Linked DNA regions of Homo sapiens: region 1 is linked to region 2. A link is an interaction called in ENCODE POLR2A ChIA-PET data of the cell type or tissue named here. Cell type or tissue: IMR-90. All regions are shown on one strand. Each heading gives the region's core, and the rest is flanking DNA. Links, peaks and the distances in the headings are about the cores only.

Region 1 (15,862 bases), core at 1,174-5,173, 51 kb after region 2:
TGGGACGGGGAGATTTCAGTGAGCTGAGATTGTGCCACTGCACTCTATCTTTTACAGCAGAGTGAGACTCTGACTCAAAAAAATAAAAAATGAAAAAATAAATCATTGTCTTTTATTAACTATAAAGTGCTCAAATTAAATTTTTAACTGGCAAATTATAATGAGCTATGGTTGGGAAAATTTTGAAACTATTAGGTTTTAAATATTTAAATTTTTATTTTGAAATAATGTTAAGCTTAAAAGAAAAATTGCAAAAGTAGTACAAAGAATTCTTCAATATTTTTCACCAAGCCTTCACTGATATTAACATCTTACATAACCATAGCACAATGATCAAAACCAGGAAGTTAGCACAGATACGATGTTGTCTACTAATCTGTAGACCTTATTTGATGTTTTCTCACAAATGTCCTTTTTCTGGTGTAGGAATCAATCCAGAGCTCCGTGTTATGTTTAGTTGTCTTGTATCCTTAGTCTCCTCAATCTTTCTTGGTCTTTCATGACATTGACACTTTTGAACAATCTAGTCAGTATTTGTAGAAGTTCCTTTAATTTGAGTTTGTATGACGTCTGATTGGGTTATACATTTTTGGCAAGAATACCACAGAAGCAATGTTTTATGCTGTTCTCACTGATTCGTATTGGGGTTACAGATGCCAATATATTTTATTACTAATGATTTTAACTTTGTTCACTTGATTAAGGTAGGATCTTCCAGATTTCTCCACTGAAAGGTTACTATTTTTCCTTTTGTAATTAATAAGTATCTTATAGGGACATTCTTTGAGACTATGCAAATACCGTTTCTCATCATAATTTCACCAACAGTTTTAGCATACATTGATGATTCTTACCTATAACAGTTATTATTGTGGGCTTATCTAATGGTGAACCTTTATTTCTATCATTCCTTCTGCAGTGATACTGGAATTCTGTACAGAATAGTTTCCTTTTCCCCTCACATATCTCTCTATATTAATTTATATCAATTTGGACTCATGGATGTTTTATTTTATTCTATGAGTACTATCATATATATATATCCAGTCCTGTCATTTTTCTGTTGTTCAGACTGTTTCAGCTTTGACCATAGGGAGACCCTTCAGATTGACTCTGGTGTCCTTTCAAGATGCCACCATTATTTTTTGAGCACTCCTTTGCTTTCTTGGACCGTAAGATATGGTTCATCTGGTATGCCCCCATCCCAGATTGGGAATCCAAGGAGCCCTAGAGTCTCCCTTTTATTGGAAAATAGTATTTAGATTCCAAGACATGGACACTAAGATTTCAGCAGGTAGAGCTCAGAAATATGTGTATGTATACGAACACATATGTGCAGACACATCTGTATTTCTTTATCCTATCCATTTTTACATATATTAAAAACCATGCAGACTGATACCTCCAATTTCAGTTCGACACTGCAGGACTCATTCTAACCTTTTCCCTTTCCTTATTTAACTTTTATCCCAATAATGAGAAATCTGGCTCCCATTATCTGCAAAATTTAAAAAAAAATTTTTCAATCCTAGACTATAAATAAAGTTTCAGAATTATTAACTCATACCTCTGAGAGATAAAATTTACTAGAGTGTAGGATTTGTGCACTGTCGTTTTTATCTTTAGCCTCTCAATGTCCAATCAAAATATTGTCTCCCAGGGTTACTTACATTAGTTCTTTTCTTTATTTTTTCAGTATGTGAGACATTATTATGGTTTAAGAGTTAGACTTGCACAAAAAAGTATATTCAGAAAATAGTTGTTCCACTTCCAGTTCTTTCCACCCTGTTCCCAGCCACTCTCCATAGGTAACCAATCTCATTAGTTTCCGCTTTATCCTTTTCATCCTTCTTTTGCACAAATGAGCGTTTTTTTTTTGTTTGTTTTTTTGTTTTGTTTGTTTTTGCCTTTATGGCCTCTTCTTTCTTTTGCAAATGATAGCATATCATCAGTACTCTTTACACTTTGCTCTTTCATTAAGTATCATTTTTAGGGAGCTGTATTTCCAGTATTTTTGTAAAGAGATTTGTAATATTTTTTAAAAGATACTTTGATAATATTTCCCTCCTTTGTAAAGCTATATGTACTATCACTTCAAGAAGATCTCCAATTTTAATATTTAATTTGTCATCCTTACCAAGATAAGCATTTATCAAAACATAATCTTTGTATTTGGAAGGAAAATAGCTTGTTTGCTTTTATGATCTTCGAAGAAGTATAATTCATACCGCACTAATTTGCTTTTCAGATATCTTAATATCTATGTTGGGCTTCCTGATGTTGAAGAAAGCTTCAATGTAACTAGACCAGTGTCCCCTCATGAGGTAATTATGAACCTTACTTTAATTGGACTTGTTTGCTTTAACTCAGAGTCTGCCCTTAATATATACTCTTAAAAGATCATTTAAAAATGGGATGGGGGGGGACATTCTTTGGAGAAAAAGGGATTAAAGTTCAATGTGGACCATAATTCTACTACAGAAGGAGCACTTTGAAGTGGTCAGGACCCTGTTGCAGAGAGGAGCAGTAACTGTCAGATTCCTGATTCTCTTTCAGTGCCGTTTGAGAGACATGACATACTCTGCCCCTATTACAGTGGATATTGAATATACCCGAGGCAGCCAGAGGATCATCCGCAATGCCTTACCTATCGGCAGGTGAGAAATGAAATCCGTATTAGAGCCACACTGCCTGGATTCCAGCCCCATGATGTGATCCCATTTCCTCATCTGAAAAATGCAGGAAATGCTGCCTATTTCATAGGTCCAATGAGTCAGCATGTGTAAAGCACTTAGAATAATGTCCAGCACATAGTCGTGGTTGTTACTATTTATTAATTGTGAAACCTTTTCTAAGAAGTTGAGGAAAATGTTTCCCTTTCCTACTATAACTCTGAGCTGCTAGGGAACCACTAGATACAATAGCCTTTCAGTGAACTCTCCTGGACAGGTCTTCTTGGTGGATAGGTATATTCTGAGATTGAGTTTTCCTGGAATTTAACTTTTTCTCATCTACAAGTATTTAAGGGAGAAGTTACTTATTTGCCTGGTACAAGTTTGGAAATGATAGCATCCACTTGCGTTTTTGCAATCTGCCCTTCCTGATTAGGGAAATATATTGACTCTCCTTTAGAAATGGACAAAACCCACAATATTGTGTGGTCAATAATGGTACTAGACTTTAAACTCAGTCCACATAATTTCTGTTCAAGTGTTTTTCCCCCTCTCAAAAGTGCTAAGAGCACTTTGAACAAACATCCATTTGTTCAATAAATATATACCAACTGCCTATCACTTCTTATGTATGATGCTGAGTACTTAGGTGAGTAAAAGATATACAAAATACAGTTCCTATTGGCTACCTTCATTCACAGCTATCAGGGAAGACAGGCATATGTAATTATGGCACCATTTGGTAAGGGGTCTAGAAGTCCAGATTTTTATGGAAACATGCAGGTTTAACAAATCCTCCTATACTTCCCTCAAAGGAAGGGGTAATTTGTATTGTTTCTCTCCTTAGTCTTCACTTAGAAAAATAAGTAAGATATTAAAATGTTCATCTTGGTTTTAGCAGGACTGTTTATCAGTGTTTTTTTTGTTTTATTGTTTTTTTTTTTTTTTTTTGAGACAGAGTCTTACTCTGTTACCCAGGCTGGAGTGCAGTGGCATGATGTTGGCTCACTGCAACCTCTGCCTCCCGGGTTCAAGTAGTTCTCTAGCCTCAGCCTCCTGAGTAGCTGGGATTATAGGCGTGTGCCACCACACTCAGCTAATTTTTGTATTTTTTGTAGAGATGGGGTTTTGCCATGTTGGTCAGGCTAGTCTTGAACTCCTGACCTCAGGTGATCCGCCCGCCTTGGACTCTCAGAGTGCTGGGATTACAGGCGTGAGCCACCGCGCCTGGCCTATCAGTGTTAAGGTGAGAACTTCTTTCTTTCTTGTATATGGACCATACTTGTGTCCAGTTAAATTTTGGACCATAGCTAAATTATGAACTAGATTGACTATTGTGAAGGAAAGGCAAGAGAGACTGGAGGAAAACATAAATTCATAAGATTGAGGGTTTAAATCCTGGTTTAAAGAGGGAGCATGAGTGGGCGAAGGACATGAACAGACACTTCTCAAAAGAAGACATTTATGCAGCCAAAAAACACATGAAAAAATGCTCACCATCACTGGCTATCAGAGAAATGCAAATCAAAACCACAATGAGATACCATCTCACATGAGTTAGAATGGCAATCATTAAAAAGTCAGGAAACAACAGGTGCTGGAGAGGATGTGGAGAAATAGGAACACATTTACTCTGTTGGTGGGACTGTAAACTAGTTCAATCATTGTGGAAGTCAGTGTGGCGATTCCTCAGGGATCTAGAACTAGAAATACCATTTGACCCAGCCATCCCATTACTGGGTATATACCCAAAGGACTATAAATCATGCTGCTATAAAGACACATGCACACGTATGTTTATTGTGGCACTATTTACAATAGCAAAGACTTGGAACCAACCCAAATGTCCAACAATGATAGACTGGATTAAGAAAATGTGGCACATATACACCATGGAATACTATGCAGCCATAAAAAATGATGAGTTCATGTCCTTTGTAGGGACATGGATGAAAATGGAAATCATCATTCTCAGTAAACTATCGCAAGAACAAAAAACCAAACACCGTATATTCTCACTCATAGGTGGGAATTGAACAATGAGAACACATGGACACACGAAGGGGAACATCATACTCTGGGAACTGTTGTGGGGTTGGGGGAGGGGGGTGGGATAGCTTTAGGAGATATACCTAATGCTAAATGACGAGTTAATGGGTGCAGCACACCAGCATGGCACATGTATACATATGTAACTAACCTGCACGTTGTGCACATGTACCCTAAAACTTAAAGTATAATAATAATAAAATAAAATAAAATAAAAAGAGGGGGCATGTAACTAGCATTTGTTGAATACCTGCTATGTGCCATACTATGATAGGCAATGTTGTTTGTTAGCTCCGCATTCATAAAAAAGACCTCTAGTCATTAGAATGCTTATATGTGCTATGCATTACCTAAATTACATATATAATCTCATTTATTTTTTGGAGTAAAAAGATTTTAGTTTAATCCAAATTATATTTGTACTTGGTTAGAAATCAAACAGTACATAAAAACATTTGATTCAAAACAGTAACCTCCCTCCTTCTCTCCCCTTCCTCACCTTTCGTCCCATTCCCAACTTCATAACTATTTCTGTTATTTTTTTCTGGGGGTTATTACATCCATAACTTTATTTTGTGTGTGTGTGTTTTTTTTTTTTTTTTTTTTTTTGAGATGGAATTCACTCTGTTGCCCAGGCTGGAGTACAGTGGCATGATCTCAGCTCACTGCAACCTCCGCCCCCCAGGTTCAAGTGATTCACCCACCTCAACCTCCCGAGTAGCTGGGATTACAGGTGCCCGCCACCACGCCTGGCTAATTTTTTTTTTATTTTTAGTAGGGACAGGGTTTCACCACGTTGGCCAGGCTGGTCATGAACTCCTGACCTCATGTGATCCACTCGCCTCGGTCTCCCAAAGTGCAGAGATTACAAGCACGAACTACCATGCGTGGCCAATATCCATAACTTTAAATGCGATGCTTTGACCTCTATTTCTTAATACATTAACTGTAGACATTATTTTTTCCCTCCTGATATACGGGATGTGGCTTAGCTTACCTGTGTCACCCACTTTGCTTCTCCCTTCGTCTTCCAATTTTTCCTTCTTGTTTTTAATTATCTTTTTGGTTACTGTAGTAACTGAAATATTCTTATATCTTCATGTCATATTACATAACTTTAGTCAGTATGTTCATTTCCCTTGGTATAAAATGAGAATATTCTTATTTCTATCTTCCCATTACGATTTCCCTTTTAACGTGAGTTATTTAGAAGACTTAAGATTTCCCAATTGGTGCTTTATGTCAATTTTTGGAACTTTGTAGAGACCTGTTTCTATAAATGTTTCATGTTTATTTGGAAACAAGAGGTATTCTCCAGTTGTTTTGTGCCATTGTCTGTGTATTTCCTTCAGATCAGACTTGTTAATTGTGTTGTTTAGACGTTTTGTATCAGCATTGCTTTTTGATTTGTTTGTTCTATCAATTACTACAATAGGTATGTTAAAATCTCCCACTATGATGGTGGATTTTTCCATTTTCCTTATGGTTTTGTGTATTTTTGCTTTTTTGAAGCTATGATATTAGGTGCATAGAAGTTTAGAATTGTTAAATCTTGCTAGTAAACTGAACCTTTGATGATTGTACATTTATCTTCTTTATCTCTTATAATATTCTTTGCCTTGAATCTTATTTTGTCTGCTCTTAGCATAGCTACATTTGCTTTCTTTTGGTTATATTTCTGGCATATCATTAAAAAAATTATTGTCTGTTTAATCTTTTATATGGGCTGGGCACAGTGGCTCACACCTGTAATCCCAGAACTTTGGGAGGCTGAGGCGGGTGGATCACCTGAGGTTGGGAGTTCGAGACCAGCCTGGCCAACATAGTGAAACCTCACCTCTACTAAAAATACAAAAATTAACTGGGTGTGGTGGTACATATCTGTAATCCCAGCTACTTGAGAGACTGAGGCATGAGAATTGCTTGAACCCGGAAGGCGGAGGTTGCAGTGAGCCGAGATTGTGCCACTGTACTCCAGCCTGGGCAACAGAGCGAGACTCCATCTCAAAAAAAAAAAATCTCTTAAATGTCCTTATGTTTTGAGTTTAGTTGAAGTAAACTGCATATGGTTAGATTTTTTAAAAAATTGTCTTGAGAATGTAGTTTATTTTTATTTGTTTTATATACATACATATATGCATATATATTGGAGTGTATATCTGTCAACTTATTCTATATTTTAAAACTGTCTAGCTTTTCATGTTTCAGGTTTTTTTCCATTTTTCTTTTTGGATAATGGAAGATTTTTTTTTTCTCACCCTTCCCCAACTGATTTAAAAGTCATATACAGTATTTCTGATTGTTTATGTTTACCTTAGAAATTTTGAAATGCATACTTAACAAAGTTTGAAAATAAAAAATACCTTTATTCTCTTCCTGGCAACAAAGACCTTAGAAAGCTTTAACTTGGATCAAATCAATCACTTTGACTTACATGCTTTTGTTGTACCAAATTTTTGTTCTATCTTGTTTTGTTTTGGTCTTTTTGAGACAGGGTCTCACTCTGTCACCCAGGCCAGAGTGCAATGGTACACTCATGGCTCACTGCAGCCTCAACCTCCTGGGCTCAGGTGATCCTCCCACCTCCAGCCTCCCTGGTAACTGGGACTATAAGTGCACCACCACACCTGGCTAATTTTTGTATTTTTTGTAGAGACGGGGTTTCGCCATGTTGCCCCCGCTGGTCTCGAACTCCTGGGCTCAAGTCATCCACCCGCCTTGGCCTCCCAAAGCATTGAGAATTGCAGGCATGAGCCACCATTTGTGGCATGTTTTTTTTTTTTTTGAGATGGAGTCTCGCTCTGTTGCCCAGGCTGGAGTGCAGTGGTGTGATCTTGGCTCACTGCAACCTCCGCCTCCCAGGTACAAGTGATTCTCCTGCCCCAGCCTCCTGAGTAGCTGGGACTATAGGCGCACGCCACCACGCCCAGCCAATATTTTTTGTATTTTTAGTAGAGATGGGGTTTCACCACGTTGACCAGGATGGTCTCGATCCCTTGACCTTGTGATCCACTTGCCTTGGCCTCCTATAGTGCTGGGATTACAGGCGTGAGCCACCGCACCTGGCCTCCTTGGCATGTTTTTTTCACCTATAAATTAGAAATTGTTATTGTCTTATGAAGTTCGCATTTGTTTATATCCACACACATTAGTTTCCATTTTCTTTGCTCACCATACATTTTTACACGTCAGACTTTTGGTTAGTGTTTATTTTCCGTCTTCCTGAAGATGAATTTTTTTTAGAAATTTATTTAGTGAGGGCCTATTAGTACATTAGTAACTTCTCTCAGTTTTTGTCTGAAAATATCTTTATGTTGACCTCATTCTGAGTGAATACGTAGCAGAATACACAAATCGAGGTTGGCAGTTATTTTCTCTTCAAGCACATTGGTTGTGTGCTTGACACACACTTCGAGCACACTGCTCTGTGTCATTGGTTGTTGTGAAGTTATTGTGCATCCAGTCATCCTTCCCTTTTTGGTAGCCTCTCTTTTTTTCTGGCTGGGTTTTAAACCTTATCTCTAATTTTGGTGTTTAGTATCTTGACTGTGATCTGCTTAGGTGTAGCTTTCTTTTTATCTTGTGCAGATGTTACCGTGAGGATTTATGGCTTTCATATGTCTTTAAAAATTTATGGCTCTTATCTCTTTGAATAGGACTTCTCACCTATTCTGTGTATTTTCGCCATCTAGAAGTCTGATTAGGTGTTGATTAGTCGCTCTCTCTCTATCCTTCCCTGACTCTTAAACTCTCTTTCATATCTTCCATCTCTACGTCTTTCTGAAATTCATTCTCAGTAATTTCTTCAGATGTCTTTTCCAGCCCAGTAATTATATCTTCAGCAGTATCAAAGCTATTATTATCCAACCTATTTCTACATTTTTAAGTTAGTGCTTAAAATTTCCATTTCTAGTACATTTTGCTCAGTTCTTTTTCCAGACTGCCTGGTTAGTTTTCATAGCCTCTTGTTCCTTACACTTGGATGCATTGTGCTATTGCCAAGTAACTGATGAGAATCACTTTGTCTTCCATGAAGGAAGTGTTGCTGTCATTTCTGACTCTCACTAAAGCCTGTATGCAAAGTTTAAACCAAACATTTGAGTTTTTTGTTTTTTTGTTTTGTTTTTTGAGACAGAGCCTCACTCTGGAGTGCAGTGGTGTGATCCTGGCTCACGGCAGCTTCCACCTCCAAGTTCAAGCGATTCTCCTGTCTCAGCCTCCTGAGTAGCTGGGACTACCGGCACACACCACCACACCCAGTTAATTTTTTGTATTTTTAGTAGAGATGGAGTTCCACCATGTTGGCCAGGCTGCTCTCAAACTCCTGGCCTCATGTGATCCACCCACCTTGGCCTCCCAAAGTGCTGGGATTATAGGCATGAGCCACTGCACCCAGCCTGAGTTTTTATCATCTGTACTAGACGAGCAGCGTGCCTGAGAAAATACTTCATTTTGCTTGGCTTCCATGTAATTGCTATTTCTCTGCCTTTTCTAACATGGTGCATAGATAGACCCTTAGTGAGGTGGTGTGCACTGCATGTTTTGTATTTTTTGCAGCTTTTATCATTGACAGCCTACATGTGATATTTTCTTTTGTTTTATTTTATACAGAATGCCCATAATGCTACGTAGTTCAAACTGTGTTCTTACAGGAAAAACGCCAGCAGAATTTGCCAAACTGAACGAATGTCCCTTAGATCCAGGTATGTGTGAAGTCTTGGATTTGTCCCACTTTCCTTATTCTTTTATTCTGCTGCTGCTGTGGTTTTAACATTTTGTCTCAAAAACAGTACCAGCTTTTCTACTTTATAATGAACTTGTTCACAAAACACCCAGAAATTTGTCTCTAGCTTTATGCTACTAGTCTGTATTTCTTTCTTTCTTTTTTGAGATAGTGTCTCACTCTGTCATCTAAGCTGGAGTGCAGTGGTGTGATCTCAGCTCACTGCAACCTCTGCCTCCCAGGCTCAAGCAATCCTCCCACCTCAGCTTCCCAAATAGATGGGACTACAGGCTTGTGCCACCATACCCAGCTCATTTTTGTATTTTTAGTAGAGATGGTGTTTTGCTATGTCATCCTGGCTGATCTCCTGGACTCATCCACCTTGGCCTCCCAAAGTGCTGGGATTACAGGCGTGAACCACTGCGCCTAGCCCTATTAGTCTATATTTCTCAAAGACATACTGTTTCCTCTTTTATTTCAGGCTTAAGACTTTAATATGACACATTCTTGTTTATTGCCATGATTTGTCAGTCTTTTCTTTCTATCTTTGCCCACGAGTTTCTTTTGGTATGCCTAAAAATTCAAGAATAATCTTCCAGAGTTACTGGCCTTGCCTGGTTGAAAAAAATCAAGTATCACACTTCAGGGTGTTTTAAATGCAGTAAAGCAGTAGGGAGATGAAAGTATTTTTTTGTTTACATTTTTAAAAATTTTATTTTTGTACCTATTTCTAGGCAATTTCTTTTGTAAAATTTCAAACTTAGAACTTAACAAAAAGTTTCTCTTAGTTCTTTAACTCGTATTTCACATTGATTTATTTGAACTTATAGTTGCTTTAATCTTATTCCTGTAAAGTTGCATTGTTTTAGAATCCCAGAAGTTTTGGAAAGAAGTTAATGAAGAATGTGACTTTACTAGACTATAACAGAATGTTGCATAAGTCAAATATGTTGTATTGTTTTTGCTTATATTCTGCAGGTATAAAATGAAGTATTACTTTATCCTACTCTGAATTGTGTGCAAAAAAAATACATGATGATGCATGAGTTTTTTTGAATATGGAATATTATTTTGGAAACCTAATCTTAATCTACCATTACCACTGATTTGTTAGAAAACTTAGAGTAAATTTGAGCTTATATTGAAAATTGTCAGTTACACTTGTACTTAAGAGCTCTGACAACTAATTTATTTAACTATTTTTTTCATTCACTTTTTACATATGTCAGGGGCGGGTGATTCATAGACCAATAAGATACATTTCCTGTCCTCAAGAAATTTTTTATCTTGTAGCTCATTTGTATAAAATCACGTGCTGATCTTCAGTCCATAAAACAATATCAGATGGGCGCAATGGCTCTTGCCTGTAATCCCAGTGCACTGAGAGGCTGAGGCGGGAGGATGGCTTAAGACAGGGAGTCAGCCTGAGAAGCATAGTGAGACCCTGTTGTTACAAAAAATTTAAAAATTAGCTACGTGTGGTGGCACATGCCTCTAGTCCTAGCTACTCGGGAGACTGGGGCGGGCGAATCACTTGAGGTTAGCAGTCCGAGGTTGCAGTGAGCTATGATTGTGCCACTGCACTCCAGCCTCGGCGACAAAGGGAGATCCTTTCTCAAAAAATAAAATAAAATAAAATAAAAAATAAAATCAGCAACCCCTTTGAATCAAGTGTTAGCCAGTGCCATGAAGCAGTAGTAGAAAAGGTAATCTCTGATTCACAAGATTCCTGCCATTACTAAATCAACACTGGTTGAGGAATAAATGATGAAGTTTTTCTTGTTTCCTTTGGGTAGGTGGCTACTTCATTGTTAAAGGAGTAGAAAAAGTTATTCTTATCCAAGAGCAGCTGTCTAAGAACAGGATCATCGTGGAGGCTGATAGAAAAGGGGCTGTTGGAGCTTCAGTTACCAGGTATGGAAAGCAGAGATGGTGTCCTTAAGCAATATTGGTCATTCCATTAGTCCTAAATGGCTATGTTTCAATACAGAGGGAGCCAGTTATTACCCTCTAAAAGCAGGCATTGTAATATTTAAGCTATCTGCATTCAATTTATTATGAAAGTCTGGAAGCATAGGGTACTGATTTTAAAATTTCAGTGATGGGAGTCTGAGACATTGTTTGAAAAGTCACTGTTTAAGCTGAATTTTATGTTAGCTTATAGAGCATGAAAGGAGATTTAAAAAAAAAAAAATAAAACCACTCTTCAGTTTTTCACACTCCTTTTCAGCCTTTTATGCTCCTTTTCAGCCTTTTACCATTTACATGTGTATTCCTGCATCAGTATGATCAGGGACTATTTGACACTTAATATTGAATGACCTGTATCATGGACTTAACACCCTATTGTTAGTTTTCTAGACCAGCCTCTTTCACAGTGTATTCATTTTTACTACAGTCTCCCTTTCGAGGCTTCTGTAACTTCTTTTTATTTTCACGTGTAATTTGAAATATGGAGGTTAATGAGTTCTGGGAATAGAAAGATTTGTGGCATAGATAAGATGTGAGAGTGCGGTAGTTTCCTGTTTGATAACCTACAACGAACTGATTAACTCAGAATTTCTGTACTTTTCTTTCTGATGGAGAGGCAGCTAACAGTAATGGTCATTCATGGAGTACTTACTAGGAGCCAGGCAAAATACTAGGTATATTATTTGTCACCTCAGTCCTCCAAGATAAGTGGTACTATTAACATCTCCATTTTACAACTAACAGGCCTTAAGCTCAGGGGTACCTTGACTGTAAGAGGTAGATAGCCTTTGAACCCAGATACGGTTAATTTTACAATCCATGTCTTCCCACTATCTGTAACTTTGGAGCCAAGGCAATTTGAATTTGAATCCTAAAGCTTTGTTTTCTAGTTATGAGGCACTGGAATGTGCAGTTAGTTAGCTTCTCTAAGCCTTGGTTTCCTCATAAGTGATTTTGAGACAATACTTCAGTTTGACTATGTAGAAGATTAGAGCTAATGTAAGTAACATGGGTAACAATGCGTAGTAGCAGGTAATCTGTGTGTGTTACTAATGTGGTTGATTAGAGCTTTTAAAATGCTTTGAAATCCATTAGGAATTTTATAACTAACACAGATACCAACAGAAGGATATTCCTTTCTTTTGGCTTTACTATATACCAAGACTGTGGGTATATTTTGTTGAATTACTAGTTTAAAAACTCGTATATAAATTCATTTCTTTTTAATTTCCTCATTATGTTTAAGGCCCATATATAAAATTGGCCTTGTATATATGCTCTACACTGGATCAAAGTAATTCAAGGTAGAGTCAAAGTGAAGTTGGTCAGAAAGTAATTGTCACTCATTCACACACAGAACTTCCATCATAATCTCAAAGTCAAAGAAAAATTTATAGTGTTTTTAAATGTTCACTGAAGTGGCAGCAGGGCAGGAAAGGAATTGTCTTTTTAAAGTACTTATTAGAAAGGACCTTGTGATTGTTGTTGATCAGTTGACCCTTATTGATTAATGATCATTGCTATTATTGCATGTTACTAGCTTGAAACTAAGTGGGGATGCAGTTTAACCAACTTGTATTTACTCATAGCTCTACCCATGAGAAAAAAAGCAGAACCAATATGGCTGTGAAACAAGGACGATTTTATTTGAGGCATAATACTTTGTCAGAAGATATACCCATTGTCATCATATTTAAGGTAAAGCTGCAGCTCTCTTCTGAAAATTGTAAGAATTCTTTCTCTGGTTTATTTACATATGTAATTAGAGATTTGGAGGGTAAGGAATTCTTGGAATAGAAAGATTTGTGATGTAAGTTGTCAGTCATATGATGTATTTTAAATTGAAAGCTGGCTGGGCGTGGTGGGTCATGCCTGAAATCCCAACACTTTGGGAGGCCAAGATGGGCAGATCGCCTGAGCCCAGGAGTTTGAGACCAGCTTGTGCAACATGGTGAAACCCCATCTCTACCAAAAAAAAAAAAAAAAAAAAAAATAGCTGAGTGTGGTGGTGTGCATCTCTACTTCCAGCCACTCAGGAGGCTGAGGTGGGAGGATGGCTTGAGCCTGGGAGGCAAAGGTTGCAGTGAGCTGAGATTGTGCCACTCTGCTCCAGCCTGGACAACATAGTGAGAACTCATCTCTACAAATAATAAAAACATTAGCCAAGCGTGGTGGCATGTGCCTATAGTTTCAGCTATTTGGGTAGCTGAGATGGGAGGATCACACAAGCCCAGGAAGTCAAGGCTGCAGTGAGCCGTGATCATGCCACTGCACTCCAGCCTGGGCAACATAGCAAGACCCAGTCTCAAAACCAAACAAAAAATCAGCTTATTTGTGAATTGTTGGCCTAGAACCCAAAAGACATTTTCCATAGAAACAATATTGAAATGGTATAGTCTTCTCAGATACAGGCATACTTCGGAGATATTGCTGGTTTTGTTCCAGACCACCACAATAAAGCTAATATCACAGTAAAGTGAGTCACACAAATATGTTAGTTTCCCAGTGCATACAAAAGTTATATGTATACTATACTGTAGTCTGTTAAGTGTGCAATAGCGTTATGTATAAAAAATATATGCCTCAATTAAAATATACTTTATTGCTAAAAAATTCTAACAATTATCTGAGTCATAATCTTTCAGTGAGTTATAGTCTTTTTACTGGTAGAGGGTCTTACCTCAGTGTTGGTGGCTACTGACTAATCAGAGTGGTGGTTGCTGAAGGTGGCTGTGGCATTTTCTTAAAATAAGACATCAGTGAAGTTTACCACAGCTATTGACTCTTCCTTCATGAAAGATTTCTCTGTAGCACACAATGTTGTTTGATAGCATTTTACCCACAGTAGAACTTCTTTCAAAAATTGGAGTCAGTGATAGCATTTTACCCACAGTAGAACTTCTTTCAAAAATTGGAGTCAGTTGTCTTAAACCCAGTTGCTGCTTTATCAATGAAGTTTACATAATATTCTACATCCTTTTTTGTTATTTCAACAATGTATACAGCCTCTTCACCAGGATTAGATTCCATTTCAAGAAATCACTTTTTCTGCTCATCCTTAGGAAGCAACCCCTCACCCATTCAAGTTATATCATGAGATTACACCAATTCAGTCACATCTTCAGGCTCCACTTCTACTTCTAGTTCTCTTGCTATTCCCACCACATCTGCAGCTACTTTCTTCATTAAAGTCTTAAACCCCTCAAAATCATCCTTGAGGATGGGAATCAGCTTCTTGCAAACTCTTGTTGATGTTGGTATTTTGACCTCTTCTCATGAATCACAGATATACAAACATTCTTTTTTTTAAAGTGAAAGCAAGTTTATAAGAAAGTAAAGAAACAAAAGAATGGCTACTCCATAGGCACAGCAGCCCCAAGGGCTGGTGGTTGCCCATTTTAATGGTTATTTCTTGATTATATGCTAAAGAAGGGGTGGATTATTCATGAGTTTTCTGGGAAAGGGGTGGGGAGTTCCCTCCTCCTTTTAGACCATATAGGGTAACTTCCTGACGTTGCCATGGCACTTGTAAACTGTCACTGCGCTAGTAGGAGTGTGAGGATGACCAGAGGTCACTCTCATCACCATCTTGGTTTTGGTGGGTTTTGGCTGGCTTCCTTACTGCAGTCTGTTTTATCAGCAAGGTCTTTATGACCTGTATCTTGTGCCAACCTCCTATCTCGTCCTGTGACTAAGAATGCCTTAACCTCCTTGGAATGCAGCCCAGTAGGTCTCAGCCTTATTTTACCCAGCCCCTCTTCAAGAGGGAGTCACTGTGGGTCGAACACCTCTGACATATTTTCCCCCTTCCCTTTTATAAGACAACCCTAGTCCTAAGGTTTATAGAAGGATGAAGCTCCATCTTCCATAACTTCTTCAGGCTGAATAGGAATGATGATATTCCTGCCTAACTATTAGGGTCTCTTGTATTCAAGGGAATCACAGATATTCTTATTGGCATCTAGAAAAGAGTGAATCCTTTGTAGAAGGTTTCCAGTTTATTTTGTCCAGATCCATCAAAGGAATCACTATCATGGCAGCTATAGCCATAAGACTTGAAAGTTGAAATTACTTCTTTATTCATGGGCTGCAGAATGGATGTTGTGTTAGCAAGCACAAAAACATTAATCTCCTTGTACATCTCCATCAGAACTCTTGGTGACTCAGTTCATTATCAATGAGTAGTAATGTTTTTAAAGGATCTTTTTTCTTAGCAGTAGTTCTCAACAGTAGACATAAAATATTCAGTAAACTATACTGTCAACTGATGTGCTGCCATCCAGACTTTGTTGTTTCATTGGTAGGGCACATGCAGAGTAGATATAGCATAATTCTTAAGGGCCTTACGATTTTCGGAATGTTAAATGAGCACTGACTTGAACTTTTTCTAGACCCTCACAAGAAAATCAGCCTGTCCTTTGAAGCTTTGAAGCCAGGCATTGACTTC
Region 2 (15,862 bases), core at 5,958-9,957:
AAAAGGACCTGCCATTACTTAGAGCTTCACATTTATAGTGGGTGTGTCCTGAGTAAGCTCACACCTATGGCTGTGGAATCCCTTTTCAGAAAGGCAATCTCGATGACCTAGTGATCTGGCCTAGTCCGGCCAAGGTGCTGGGGGAAGGATGAGGTCATCTGGGGGCCTTTCCAACACAGTGACACTTGTGGGGACAGTTGTCTACACTGGAAGAAGCATTGGTGGTGCCTGTGGAAGTACCACAGAACATTGACGCAGGGTCTGTTTGTCTGTGCAGGTGCTACCTTTTTACCCACACTTAAGTGACGCAAAATGCCCTTCAATGGCGAGAAGCAGTGTGTGGGAGAGGACCAGCCAAGCGATTCTGATTCTTCCCGGTTTTCCGAAAGCATGGCTTCGCTCAGTGACTATGAATGCTCCAGGCAGAGCTTTGCAAGTGACTCCTCCAGCAAATCCAGCTCTCCTGCTTGTGAGCCGATGGGGGAGCAGGGGTTGTGGGTGGCAGGGGTACTTCTAGATATGTGTTGGATTTGAAAACTCAGAAACGCCTGAGAGCAACAGACTTCCCCTCCTTTCTAGATGCACCAGAATAGCACTGCAGAGGCACTGCAGCTTTCCGGGACACATTCTCAGAAATAGCCACTAAAGTTTACAACCTGCTGATTTTTATTTTGATCACTGCTTCCGATCTGTTTCGGTCTGATGATAAGTCAGGACTTCAACCCCATCTGTCTTTTCTCCCAAACAGCAGAAAGCCATTCCTTGAGATTACTTCTTAGATCTCCACTGAAGGATAAATTCAAATTGGTCTTTTCTGATTATTCCTGATTTACATTGAAGGAAACTGGCCTTCATTGAAAGGTCAGGAAGGAAGTGAAATAATCTAAAGGGTTTCATGTTGATTTCAAAAAAATATTGTGCAAATCACCCCAGGAAGGTACCCACAAGGAGAATTACTACATTAGGGGTGTGAGAAAGAGTTAAAAGAGAGGCCACAGCAAAAGGAGATATCTTTTTCCCGTTTTTGCATGTAGAAACTAGAGATGGGTAAAGCAGATGTGTTTGCCTTTTTTTTTTTAATTGGCACTTTATTTAGTAAATATAACAGCTTTAACTGGCAAAGCAAATGCAGGAAAAAGCAACTAATGTTTAATATGCTGAACTGTCCACTTCTTACAAATTGCTTCATTTGTATTTTAAATTTTTACATTCTCATTTTTTAAAACTTAGAAGATACATAAGAATAGAGAAAAGAAAACATTGCCTATGATATCACTCAAAGACGACAGCTGGCAGTGCTTTGCCGTATCTTTATCCTTCACATAGACATATGTGTGTATATGTGTGTGGACTCTTCTTGCTTAGTATTATAACTAAAACATTTACTCATGATTACATGTTTTTGAAACATTGGTTTTATGAATACTTATTACTTTACCAAGTGAATGTACGGTAAAATTAACCATTGATTAATCACTGGACATTTAGTTTCCATTTTTTTTTTTTTTTTTTTTTGCTGTTATAAATAGTGCTTTATGAACATCTTACTGCATGAAGCCTTTCTGGAAAGACTTTTGGATATCACTGGATTATTGGACCAAAGTATATAGACATTTTTAAGGAGAATCTTGAGTCAGACCTGGCAAAAGAAATTAACAGCAGCCACCCCAGGTTTCTGTGCCTTTTCTCACTCTTTATACTGTATGTGGTGTTGTTGCATCTGACACCAGGGTACCTAGGCATCCTGAAGAAGGGTTTTACCAATTCTGTGTATCACCTTTCTCTTCTTCCTCCTCTTTCCCTGATCCTCCTCCTCATCTTCTCCTAAAAATTAGGTAGCCAGGCGCAGTGGCTCACACCTGTAATCCCAGCACTTTGAGAGGCTGAGGCAGGCAAATCACCTGAGGTCAGGAGTTCAAGACCACCTGGCCAACATGGTGAAACCCCATCTCTACTAAAAATACAAAAATTAGCTGAGCATGGTGGCATGCACCTGTAGTCCCAGCTACTTGGGAGGCTGAGGCAGGAGAATCGCTTGAACCTGGGAGGTGGAGGTTGTAGTGAGTCAAGATTGCACCACTGCACTCCAGCCTGGGAGACAGAGCAAGACTCTGTCTTGGGAAAAAAAAATAAATTAGGTAGTAAAGTATTACCTGTCACTGCTGTTGTTTGACACATGATTTTAATTAAAAGAAGCTAAGATTTCCAACAGTGATTTTTAAAAGACATGATTTATTAGAATAGTTTCTTAGTATAATCTTTAGAAATAACTCAGATTCTTCATTTACTATTTCCTACTGAGAAGTAAAATATCTGGCTTCTCAGATTTATTCTATTTTACTTTTAATTATGTAAATTTATTGAGTTCTTACTATCTTCTTCTTTACTTAAATTATCTCATTCGGTCACCTCAGGCCAACCCTGTGAGGAGGAAGGCTATGCCTCAGTGAAATCCAATGATAAATACCAATTGGCAAAACTCAGAGTGAACCTAAGTGTTTATACTATACTGCCTATACATTTAAAAATTACAGTTTTTGGCTGGGTGCGGTGGCTTACACCTGTAATCCCAGCACTTTGGCCAAGGCAGGCAGATCATCTGAGGTCAGGAGTTCGAGACCAGCCTGGCCAACATGGCGAAACACCGTCTCTAATAAAAATACAAAAATTAGCCTGGTATGGTGACATGTGCCTGTAATCCAGCTACTCGAGAGGCTGAGGCAGGAGAATCTCTTGACCCCAGGAGGTGGAGGTTGCAGTGAGCTGAGATTGCACCACTGCACTCCAGCCTGGCAACAGAGTGAGACTCCATCTCAAAAAAATAAATAAATAAATAAATAAATAAATAAATAAATATTACGGTTTTAAAAATCAGTTATTTCATATTGAGTTTACTTAATGAGACTTCTGAATTACAGAATAAAAATAATTTTATCAATTTCCTATATAATACATATAATAAGTGCAGATTTCAATGGGCACTAAAAATGAGGTAATTTAATTTTTTTTTTTTTTTTTTTTGAGACGAGTCTCACCCTGTCGTCCAGGCTGGAGTGCAGTGGCACGATCTTGGCTCACTGCAAGCTCCTCCTCCTGGGTTCACGCCATTCTCCTGCCTCAGCCTTCCGAGTAGCTGGGACTACAGGTGCCCGCCACCATGCCCGGCTAATTTTTTTGTATTTTTAGTAGAGACGGGGTTTCACCGTGTTAACCAGGATGGTCTTGATCTCCTGACCTCATGATCTACCTGCCTCGGCCTCCCAAAGTGTTGGGATTACAGGCGTGAGCCACTGCGCCTGGCCTGGTAATTTAATTTTTAAAAGTAACTTATAATGGGCCTATATTAATAAGTTGGTCTCATAAATATTTGAGACAATGTTATCAAATATGGTAACTGAAGCTATTGAAGGAGTTCTTAAATTTTTGAAGCCTTTATTAACTGAGGGAATTCACCTATTTTAATATATAGTCTCCTGACCTATAAAACTCTGAAGTATATACATTCTGATAAATTAAACCTTATCTGCATCAGGAGGCTTCGTTGGATGACAACTTTTCTTCTGCAACATTAACTGGCTTTTGTTTTTCTTTCAGCAACAAGCCCTCCAAGGGTTGTAACATTTGATGAAGTGATGGCTACAGCAAGGAACTTATCAAACTTGACTCTTGCTCATGAGATTGCTGTAAATGAGAACTTTCAATTGAAACAAGAGGCTCTCCCAGAAAAGAGGTAACCTGGGGGCATTTGTTGTATATAAACTGCTGAAGATTCTGTGTGTGTGTGTGTGTGTGTGTGTGTGTGTGTGTGTGTGTGAGAGAGAGAGAGAGAGAGAGAGAGACAGAGAGAGAGATAGACACATATTTACACTGATTCCTGGAAGTTCTTGTATAATATCCTCAGGGGTAAACATTTAGTTCTCTAACAAGGTCTTATACTTGTTTTAAAAAAATTCTCGCTGGGTGTGATAGCTCACACCTGTAACCCCATCACTTTGGGAGGTGGAGGCGGGAGGATTCCTTGAAGCCAGGAGTTTGAGACTGGCCTGGGCAGCAAAGCAAGACCCCATCTCTGTAAAAAATAAAAATAAAAATATTATCCAGCATGGTGGCATGAGCCTGTAATTACAGGTACCGGGGAGGCTGAGTCAAGAAGATCATTTGAGCCCAGGAGTTCAGGGACTGCAGTGAGCTCTCATCATGCCACTACACTCCAGCCTGGGTGACAGAGCAAGACCCTGTCTCAAAAAAAAAAAAAAAAAATTCCTGTTTGTGACCAGCCCGGCCAACGTGGTGAAACCTCACCTCTACTAAAAACACAAAAATTAGCCGGCCATGGTGGTGGGGCGCGTGTAATCCCAGCTACTTGGGAGGCTGAGGCAGGAGAATTGCGTGAACCCAGGAGGTGGAGGTTTCAGTGAGCCGAGATCGCACCACTGCACTACAGCCTGCGCAACAGAGTACTCCGTCTCAAAAAACAAAAACAAAAACAAACAAACAAAAAAATTCCCCTAGGATACATATTACCCATAATCTTTAGAACTCAGTTTATATGTCACTTCCTGAGGGAAGCTTTTTCTGACATTGGTGAACCCCCTAGACTACAATTAATCCCTTTGCTACAGACACCTGTAGCCCTTGCTGCCTCCTTTTTGTTAAGAGGTCTTATAATTTTATGTTTGATGTCCATCTTCCCCACTTGATTGAAATGCACTATTTATGGAGGAGCTATGTCTGTATTGTTTGTTGCTGTATCCCTATTGTCTAGCATAGTGCCTGACATACAGTACAGGCTCAAGACATATTTGCACATTGATTTATGGAAAACTGATACTCAGGTTCTGAAGAATAAATAAATGCACCTGAACTGTCAAAGTGCTAAAAGCAGGCAATCCAGAAATGTCTGGAGGTAGGAATCACAGCTGCAAGAGGCACTTCCTGGTTAACCTCGCCCTCCGACCTCTAGTTGGAGCCACCCCTTTGGATCCTACTTCAGCCTTTCTGGAGTCAGTGGCTCACAGGTTTCCTGAGACAAAGAGAAGAGGCTTGAGACTATTATTACAGATCAGTCGTCTTTAGAAGCAAAGTTGGTTCGTGGATTGAATTTTCAACCTTACAGTACCAATTATAAATCCTGAGGCATTCTATCAGTTAAGACAACTTAGAATATTTGATCCCATTCAGAACTTTTTCATTTGTTTTAAAGCAGGAAAAGTAAAGGAAGTCAATGTAATAACTCTTCTTCTTTAAAATGTGGATCATAGTCCTCTTGGGGATGTTGTTCATTTAATATTAACATTTTTTAAGCTTGCCATGTATCGTGGGTGTATCTGTTTGGTTTCCTTTGGTAACTTGCATTTTGCCATGACCCTTGATACCAGCTCTACTGCTACAGCCCTAGGCTAGGCCACCGTCATCTGTGGCCTGGACCCTTTCAGTCCTAACTGGTTGCCGTGTCTCCTTTCTTAGCCCCCAACAGTTCATCTTCCATATCCAGTAGCCTTAATGATGTTTTTAAAGAATGAGCTATATTAGATGATTTCTTTGCCAAAAACTCTTCAATGGTTTTCACTTACTCAGAGACCAAAAATCTAAGCATTTTCCTATGGCCTGGATGGCCCCACTCCCCTGACCCCATCTCAGTGCTGTCCCTCCTGCTTGCTGTGCTTCAGCCACACTGGCTTCCTTCCTTACCTCAGGGTTCACCAATCTGGATCTTGTCTCATAAACTTTGTTCCTCTGACTTCTTCTTTTTGAATGTTCTTTTCCCAGACCTTCACATGGCTCTTTGCTCTCCCCTTCTGAGTCTGAACACAAAGGTCACTGACTTAAAGAGGCTTTTTCCCACCATCCAGTGAAATCAGCACCCTCTCTGTAACTGTGTACCACATTGTCTTATTCTTTCTCATAGGTCTGAAATTGTCGTATTCATTTTTAATGTATTTTTTGCCTTTTTGTCCCTGCTAACATATAAGCTTTTTGAGGTCAGAGACTTTCTTTTCACTGTAGTATTCCCAGTTCCTAAAACAGGGCCCTACACATATTGGATGTTTAATAAACATTTATTGACTAATACAAATGAATTTTTTGAGATGGAGTCTTGTTTTAAAGTTAAAATTTGTATTTTTTATGAGGTAAAGCAAAAGACAGGGCATATCTGTACTTTAAATTCAAAAGTGGCGAGTACAGGCCATAGTGAAGGCATTTTAGGCTCAGACAGACTGTGGGGTTTGAATCCTGGCTTTGCTGAGACCATACCTGAACCTCACACTTCCCAAGAATAAGAAGGGGGCTACACTACTCACTTCAAATGCATACTCACTAGCATAAAAGTGCCTTGCACATAAATACTTTGATACTATGGAAAATATTAATCTCTCTTCCCTTCAGTTTCTGCCATGGCTAGAAAATGTGAGCAAGGGAAACAAAGTACAGAGTTAGGACACATTGCCTTTGTTTAAAGATAAAGTCTTAGCCGGGCGCAGTGGCTCACACCTGTAATCCCAGCACTTTGGGAGGCTGAGGTGAGCAGATCACCTGAGGTCAGGAGTTTAAGACCAGCCTGCCCGACGTGGTGAAACCCTGTCTCTACTAAAAGTACAAAAATTAGCTGGGTGTGGCAGTGCATGCCTGTAATCCCAGCTACTTGGGAGGCTGAGGCATGAGAATCACTTGAACCTGGGAGGCGGAGGCCGCAGTAAGCTGAGACTGCGCCACTGCACTGCAGCCTGGGCGACAGAGTGAGACTCTGTCTCAGAAAAAAAGAGATATACTTATCAAATTATGAATTCATTCACCATGCATGCATTTGTTAAGCAGTCACTATATATCAGGCACTGTACTAGGCACAATGGTAAGTACCTACCTGGAGGACTTATGGCCTCTGCTTAGGAAAGGTATATAGCTCTGTGGGGAAAGAGCCTCGTCAGTAATTACAGTGGAGGGACATGTGGTTTTCTAAAAACTATTGCTAAATGGTAGAGAAGTTAGGTAGGAATGTGTATTTTAACGTGCACCTATTTTAAGGGATTGACATAAGGGGTGAAGCAAGGTGGCCAATTATTCTATTGTGAGCTCTTCCTAGGAAGGCTTCTATTTCACCAGTTTGGTCTGGCTAACTTTAAATGGGACACCTAAGTCTGAAGTTGGCAGGCATTCAAATGCATGTGCCCTTGGGGCCAATCTGTTCTATTCCATGCCATGAAATTTCAGCTGGTGAGGAAGAGCAACTTTGCCATCTCATCCCAAAAATGTAGAACAAGTCTAAAGATCTATATAGAAGGGTAGCTACATAAATTATGAAATCTCTTTAGGACAGAATTTCATGAAGTTATTGAAAGCATTTTCAAGGTCTAGGGGAAACAAGACAGAATGTTAAATGAAAAGTATATATTTTGTATATATGCTCTTAGCTATGTTAAAATAATGCATTCAACAAGAAAAATATTAAAAGATTAATGGATTAAGGACAATTATTCTGTGTTTTTTTTACATTTTATAAGATTTCTACAATGAGGATGTTTCTTTTATAATCAGGAAAAAGTTATGCTTATTTTAAAAAACAATTCATTTTATTGCCATAGTTTGGCTGGTCGAGTGAAGCACATTGTTCACCAGGCCTTCTGGGACGTCTTGGATTCAGAACTAAATGCTGACCCTCCTGAGTTTGAACATGCCATCAAACTGTTTGAAGAAATCAGAGAGGCAAGTTGCTTTGTTGTCTGTGTCAGTTAGCGTCTTACTCCAGGTGGGCTGCTATAACAGACTGGCATAGCCTGGGTGGCTTATAAACAATAGAAATTTACTTCTCACAGTACTGGAGGCTGGGAAGTCCAAAATCAAAGCACCACCAGATTCGGCATCTGGTGAGGGCTCACTCCCTGATTCATAGATGGTGCCTTCTTGCTGTGTCTTCACGTGGCAGAAAAGGCAGAGAAGCTCTTTAGGGTCTTTTTGTTGTTTTGTTTTGAGACGGAGTCTCGCTCTGTTGCCTAGGCTGGAGTGCGGTGGCACAATCTCGGCTCACTGCAACCTCTGCCTCCCGGGTTCAAGTAATTCTCCTGCCTCAGCCTCCCAAGTATCTGGGACTACAGGCTCATGCCACCATGCCTGGCTAATTTTTTGTATTTTATTTTATTTTTTTTTTTTTTTTTATTTTTTTTGAGACGGAGTCTCACTCTGTCGCCCAGGCCGGACTGCGGACTGCAGTGGCGCAATCTCGGCTCACTGCAAGCTCCGCTTCCCGGGTTCACGCCATTCTCCTGCCTCAGCCTCCCGAGTAGCTGGGACTACAGGCGCCCGCCACCGCGCCCAGCTAATTTTTTGTATTTTTAGTAGAGACGGGGTTTCACCTTGTTAGCCAGGATGGTCTCGATCTCCTGACCTCATGATTCGCCCACCTTGGCCTCCCAGAGTGCTGGGATTACAGGCGTGAGCCACCGCGCCCAGCCTAGGGTCTCTTTTATAACAGTACAGTTCCATTCATGTGGACCTCACCCTTATGACTTAATCACCTCCCAAAGGCCCCACCTTCTAATACCATTCCATTGGGGATTGGGTTTCAACATATGAATTTGGGGACAGAGGAAAACACAAATATTGAAACTATAGCAGTTTTTTCCCCCCAAAGATTGTTTTATGTTCTTTAGTATTGGCCACTCTTTTTCAAAAAAGGATCAAGTTCACTGGCAGAGTTTCCCCCTGCACCTCCTGGAGTAGCGTGAAGGCTGGAAAAATAGTGCCATGGACACAGCTTAGGGTGATGCTAAAGCGCAGAGACTCTGGTTTAGTGACGGGTTCTCTCTTTAAGTCTCTCTTTCCTGAGTACTTACAGGGTAGTCATAAGAACTAAATGAGGTGACAGTTGTAATGTTAGCTAACATTTACAAGGGCTTGCTCTATTCCAAGCACTAGATTGTTCATTTCTTCTTATCAGAACACTGTACAGTAGTTGCTCCTGTTATTCTTATTTATTAAAAATCCAAGTTTTCTGACTCATCCAGGGTCACACAACTTTGTGGGGTAGAGAGGGACTTGAACTGAGCCATACTGGCTCAGAGCGCAAGCTCTTAAGCATGTACTGTATGGATAAGCACAGTGTCCTCTGTAACTGAATAATCAATAAATAGGCTGCTTGTATATAATAAATATTCTATATGTAAAATATACTTAATCGACCCCATGGGATATTTTCATCTATCCTTTTTTAAAGAGTTCTTTTGGAGCCATGATCTGCACCTTGTTCTTTCTTCCCTGAACTTTTACCTGTAGACGTTTTGAAATGCAGCAGATCCTCGCATCATATTGATTTGTTCAACACTTTTTCTTTATAATGTTGATGAGAAAAAAGATAGATTCCAGCTGGGCGCGGCGGCTCATGCCTGTAATCCCAGAACTTTGGGAGGCCCAGGTGGGCGGATCACAAGGTCGGGGGATAGAGACCATCCTGGCCAACATGGTGACCCCATCTGTAACTAAAAATACAAAAATTAGCTGGATGTGGTGGTGCACCCCTGTAATCCCAGCTACTCAGGAGGCTGGGGCAGGAGAATCTCTTGAACCTGGGAGGCGGAGATTGCAGTGAGCCAAGATCACACCACTGCACTCCGGCCTGGTGACAGAGCGAGACTCCATCTCAAAAAAAAAAGAAAAGAAAAGAAAGAAAAAAGATAGATTCCTAGCTGGGGCTGCCATCTGTGTGGAGTTTGTATGATCTCCTCATGTCTGCATAGCTTTTCTTTGGGTACTCTGGTTTCCTCCCACATCCCAAAGATGTGCATGTTAAGTTCATTGACAAGTCTAAATGGTCTCAGTCTGAGTGAGTGTGGGTATGTGAGTGAGTGCATCCTGCAGTGGAATGGCATCCTGTCCAGGGCTGGTTCCTGCCTTGTGCCCTGAGCTGCCATGGTAGGCTCCTGCCACTTGCAACCCTGAACTAGAGTAAGCAAGCTGGAAAACGAATGAATACAAATTATTGTAACATAAAAATTCATAAAGTCTTCGATAGTCATACAGATGCACAACAATAAACAATGTGCCGTGAAAGTGCTCAGTGAGCCTGCCATAATTATTATTTATTTTTGAACTGTGTGGTGGTAGGAGGTGTTCCTTAAGAATTTTTGTTTGCAAACATTTCTTCCCCAGTTTAACCTACCACCATGGCAGCTGTCACTCACTGATTCACCAAAAATTGGGTCAATCATTATCTTGTTTTTATTAATTTTTCTTGTATGTATAGCTCACATTTATCTCAGTGTTTAATATTAGAAGTGTTTGGGGTCTTTATTTAGAAGTTTGGTGATTTTTTTTGTGACCAGAAATATGCCATAGAAACTTAACCGTTGTTTATATCAATTAGCCTATCTTAAAATTGGTTTCATTATATATCATTTCACTTAAAGTTGCAATTTCCAGGAACCTGTCAGCAATATTAAGTAAGGACTTACTGTGCTTTCAGTAATCTTGCTTCCTTGCTAGCTGTTTTTATTCTGACAGGAGCAGGAGTTTCCCATGGTGGGGGCCCTTTAATTCAGAAGATAGACCTTGCTATTTAGGGTTGAGACACTGGAATGCTCCTCTGATCCACCCATGCAGTCAGTGCCAACTTCTGTGGCATCTGAGGCACTAAAATGTGGGCAAAGAGCTTGGTCATCTAGACACTGAGGTGAAAAGTGACAGCTTTTATTCACATCATGATGCTGTTAATTTTTATTTCTTTCCCTGTAGATTCTTCTCTCTTTTCTCACTCCCGGTGGCAACCGGCTTCGCAACCAAATCTGTGAAGTTTTGGACACAGACCTCATTAGGCAGCAGGCTGAGCACAGTGCTGTTGACATCCAAGGCCTGGCCAACTATGTCATCAGTACGATGGGAAAGCTGTGTGCTCCCGTGCGAGATAATGATATCAGAGAGTTAAAGGCTACTGGCAACATCGTGGAGGTGCTGAGGTTAGCACTTTTGCTGTTTGCATTTCCTAGAGTATCTTTGAGTTCATTCAGAAGGGAAGTTGGGCATCAGGGAACACAGAATAACAACTAGTACCCCAAATAAATTACTGACCCTAGAAGAAAACCATATAAGCAGAGACCATGTCAATTATTTACTGTATGCAGAGAGTTTTCACATAGAATGATCTGACAAGGTTGTTAGTTGGCACATAGTGGGCCCTGAAGATGCAATGATGAAAAAGACAGATATAATCCCTGACTCCAGGGAGTCTAATGGGCAGAGAGATCTTGAACAATTAATTACAATTGTGATAAGTGGAAGGGGAAGTAGAGGGTCTTAATAGAGCCTCCGACAAGGGACCTAATTTAGTCAAGGCTTCTTTATTAGTTAGGGTCACTAGCTGCTATAACACATAAACCCTAAATTCTCAGTGGTTTATCCAGTAAAAGTTTGTTTCTCATGTCACAGTCCAATTCAGGGGTCCTTGATCAGACAACCCTCCACGTGTCATCCAGGGACCCAGCCTCCTCCTGTGCTTGGCTCTACCCTTGCTCAGGTCCTTACAGTCCTCTCCATTCAGCTGGCAAATGGGAAAGAGACCATGGGGAAGACATATGCAATATATAGCCACCTCAGCCCAGAAGTGACACATTCTCTTTGACCATGACTAGTCACATGATCCCACCTAGATTGAAAGGGGAGTTGAGAAAGGTAGTTACAGCCTGGAAATACTTTTCACAGCCACAAATTTGCACTGCAGGGAGGGAGATTGGGCCTTTAGTGGTCAGCCAGCCACATCTTCTGGAGCTTCTCTAAGGAAGTGGGGTGCATATTATGTCACGAGGATCTCATCTGGCTACATAGACGATAACTTCCTTGTGATCCAAGAGGGAAGAAGAGTCTGCAACACTTTTTGCCATTGAAGCAGAGTTTTCTTTTTTGTGTATGGTGGCCACATTGAGAATTGAGTTTTATGTAAATGTTTTGGAAAGGTAGGAGAAAGACTGGTCTGCATGTAGTGGGTAATTTACTTTGCAATCTTGGGCAGGTTAATAGACTCTCAAAGTGACACTCTCTGTCAAATGGGTGTTAAGTATCCTTAGAGTCGTGCTCGGCTCTGGCAGATTGTGATTCCTCAGTTATAGGATCCTTGCTTCTAGTTGTCGTATTACCCTAGTAAGATCTCAAATCTGTGATGTTCATCATGGTCATTTGTTGAGCGCCCACTGGGTGCCACTGCCCCCTGCACTTTACAATTGTTATCTCATTGACTGTTCACAACATCTCTACAAGGTTGAGGTTGTCCTCTTTCACAGATGAGGAAACTGAGGCTCAGAGAGACTGATTTACTTGTGTATATGCCCACAAATCTGGCCAGTTGCAAAGCTGGGTTTGGGCATGAGGCTGCCTAACTCTAAAAGGAAGTGTTTTTTCCTCAGTGCCTCACTGCCTTGTCCTTTCTTTTTTTAATTTTTCTTATTCCCTAAGGAATAGAGGCCATATACCCTGTGTCCTGGCTCTTTAAAATTTCAGGGGTTTTCAAATGAAAATTCCTTCTTGAATTTTTCTTATATCATTAAGATTGTTTATGCTTCAAGTAATTACTCTTGAGATCTGTGGAAGGACACATTTGCAGTACACGTGTATGAGCTTCTATGAAACATGACCCTACCAAATGGCAATTGGAACTTTAAAACCATTTTGGGGATGTTTATTGTTTTCAGCCTGGAACATAGATCATTGTTAGTGAATTTCAGCTTCACTTCTTAATCATCTCTCTATTTTAATTCTAAAATTTTTAGACAAATATTCCATGTCCTGGACCTCATGCAAATGGACATGGCCAATTTTACAATTATGAGTCTCAGACCGCACCTTCAACGCCAGTTGGTGGAATATGAGAGAACCAAGTTCCAGGAAATTTTGGAAGAAACTCCAAGTGAGTATAATATAATGTGTATTTATATTGAAATTAGGTTAAAATGATGATTTTAAATGTTAAAATTTAAATTAAATTAAATTAAATTAAATTAAATTAATAAATAAATAAAATTTAATTTAATTTAAATTAATTAAAATTTAAAATGTTAAAGGTTAAAATGAAAATTAGGTGATGTTTTCATTTTTGACTTCATATATAGTATCACTAAAGAATTTTGGCCTTTCTATTAAACATTTTTTTACCTTCCAAAATTGACATCACAAACTTACAGTTGTTTATTCTGTCCAGGAACTGTGCTAAGCACTATTCGTTTCTTCATTCATTCAAGATATATTTATTGAGTGCCTCCTGTGTTTCAGACACTGCTTAGGTGCAGTGGATACTGCAGCGAACAGAATGGAATACAGTTGCCGTCCCCAAGGAGCTGACATTCTAGTAGGCATGACAAATAAATAAACATATATTGTCAGGTGTATTATTAAGTGCTATGAAGAAAAATAGGATAAAGGGACAGTAATGGGTCAGAAGTGAGGACAGCATTGTTTTTTAGATGTGATGGACTGGGAAGGTCTCTGTAAGTAACATTTGAGTAAAGTTTGCAAAGAAATGAGGAAGGGGCATGTAAAGATGGGGAAAAGAACGTTCTAGCCTGAGGGACTGCAGGTACAAAGGCACTGAAGCAGAAACTGCTTATGAGTTTGACAAACACAGGGCAGACATTGTGACGGGAGTAGAGTTGGTAAGGGGAGAGTGGTAAGAGATGAGGCTGAAAAGGAGATAAAGGCAGGTCACATAGAGCATTGTTAGTAAATGAGAGGAGTTTGGATTTCATTCCATGTGCGGTGGAAACTCATCAGAGAGTTTTAATCAGGGGAGCAACATCTGATTTTCATTTTTGAAGAATATTCTTGTTCCTGGCTACAGAATAGGTCATGTGGGAACAAAGAGGGAAACAGAGGTACCAATTAGGTGGTATTACAGTTGCTCAGGCAAGAAATGATGGTGGCTTGTTCCAGATGGTAATGGTGGAAGGAGTGAGAAGAGACCAGATTCTGGATACATTTTGAAAGTGGAGTAATCAGATTTGCTGAAGATTGGATAAGGGAGAAAAGAGTTGAGGGTGACTCTAAGGTTTTTGGCCTCGTACAACCGGGTGAATGGTCATACAGTTTGAGTGAAACTGGTGAGACCAGGAGAAAGAAGGTTGGGAGATGACATGGAATCAAGAGTTCAGTTTGGTGATGTAAACTTTTGAGATTTCATTTGACATCAATGTGGAGATGTTAGGTAGGCATTTAGATATGAATTATGAGTTTACAGGAATAATGGAAACTGTATATGTATTTGGGAATCATCAGTATATGTATGATATATAAAGCCATGGAACTGGGTACTAGTTAACACTTAGAAAATCCTTATCACACTCTAAGTACTTTACCTGTACAAACTAATTTAATCCTTGCAACAACTATATGAAGTTACCCCCCATTTTATGGGTGCGGAAACTGAGGCACTGTGAGGTTAAGTCACTGGCCTATGTAACACACTTAAAAGTATAGGAGCTCACCTAGGAAGGCAGCTTGGCTCCATAGTCCATGTTCCTGTCCATTATATTACACTGGGTGAGACTACCTAGGGGGAGTGAGTGTGGACTCTGAAAGAAACTGACGTGGGGCACTCCAGCAGCTAGAAGCTGAAGTTGAGATGAGGAGGAGGGTCTAACAATGGAGACTATGAGGGAGTAGCCAGAGAGGTAGTGTGACAGTCAGGAGAGGCGGGTGTCCTGTAAGATACGTGAAGAAGGTATTTGGAGAAGGAAGGCATGTTTGGATTTGACAAGCATTGCTAAGTGGTCAAGAAAGACACAGGCCAACTTGACCATTGGATTTGACTGTTTGATGATGGTCAGTAACCTTGATGAGAGTGGTTTCAGTGGATTTGTGTGCATTAAAGCCAGACTGGGCAGGGCACAGTGGCTCACACCTGTAATCCTAGCACTTTGGGAGGCCGAGGCAGGCACATCACCTGAGATCAGGAGTTCAAGACCAGCCTGGCCAACATGCTGAAACCCCTTCTCTACTAAAATCTAAAAATTAGCCGGGATGATGGCAGGTGCCTGTAATCCCAGCTGCTCGGGAGGTTGAGATGGGAGAATCGCTTGAACCCAGGAGATGGTGGTTGCAGTGAGCCAAGGTCGCATCATTGCACTCCAGCCTGGGGGGCTGAGCAAGACTCCGTCTCGGAAAAAAAAAAAAAAAAAAAAACCCACACACACCAGACTGGAGGGGGATCAAGGAAAAATAGGATTAGAAGAAATCTTAGCTCATCAAATCTTCACAATTACCAGTTACCCAGTGAAGTAGGTACTGTTATTCCCTTTATCTTACAGGCAAGGAAACTGAGATGCCAGAGGTTGCACAGCTGCAAGAGGCTGGCTAACTGCTCATTGGCAAACTCTTGACACCAGCCTCTGGGGTTTAATTAACCACTATTTAAGGCTGAGTTAGGTGGTTTCTGCCGAGATAATCAACACAATGGCCTTATATAAAAAAGACAAAACAGGCGCCACATTTAAAGGGGCCCTGGCAGGCAGGAGCACATCCAGGGGAGAGCACATTGATCATGGAGGCCACCTGAGGAACCGTCGAGGAAGCTGGGCATGTTCTGCTTGGTAACAAGGAGACTCAGGTGGGCCATGGCCCCATCCACCCTCCCTGTTGACAGCAACTCAGAGACTGGTGAAATTCTGTAGGGCAGACTAGGATTCATGAGAGGGAGGAAGCAGACAGCTGGTTTTGACCTTCCTGATAGTTGGAGCTGTTTTAACTTTGGAATGGGCCTATTATAGCAGTAGTCAGTGCTAGCTAACATTTTGTATGAGCACTTACTACATGCTAAGTCCTTACTGTACCACTTTAGTAGTCTATGCAAGCATCACACTAGCCCTATGAGGTTGGTACTGTTATCACCCCCTAA

Evidence for each region. Peaks named below come from ENCODE experiments on the same cell type or tissue, not always from the same donor. Only the 100,000 strongest peaks of a DNase experiment are listed, where the experiment ranks them.
Region 1: POLR2A ChIA-PET joins it to region 2 with 5 read pairs; 2 of 35 experiments call an interaction of 5 or more read pairs at or near these places.

What each region holds. Positions count from the first base shown.
Region 1 is chr12:106,367,027-106,382,888 of GRCh38, forward strand. POLR3B (RNA polymerase III subunit B) reads left to right here. Exons shown (of 28, transcript NM_018082.6): 5 at 2,249-2,324; 6 at 2,557-2,657; 7 at 9,333-9,424; 8 at 11,241-11,358; 9 at 13,005-13,113. Among named protein-coding and RNA genes, the nearest start is that of POLR3B, 17 kb to the left of the region's middle. In IMR-90, for the core only: no CTCF peak of the experiment used is centred there; a DNase peak (open chromatin) is centred at 2,775; H3K27ac peaks cover 191 bases.
Region 2 is chr12:106,310,764-106,326,625 of GRCh38, forward strand. TCP11L2 (t-complex 11 like 2) reads left to right here. Exons shown (of 10, transcript NM_152772.3): 2 at 278-469; 3 at 3,595-3,730; 4 at 7,581-7,701; 5 at 10,723-10,943; 6 at 12,747-12,883. The coding sequence starts at 313. Among named protein-coding and RNA genes, the nearest start is that of TCP11L2, 16 kb to the left of the region's middle. In IMR-90, for the core only: no CTCF peak of the experiment used is centred there; no DNase peak of the experiment used is centred there.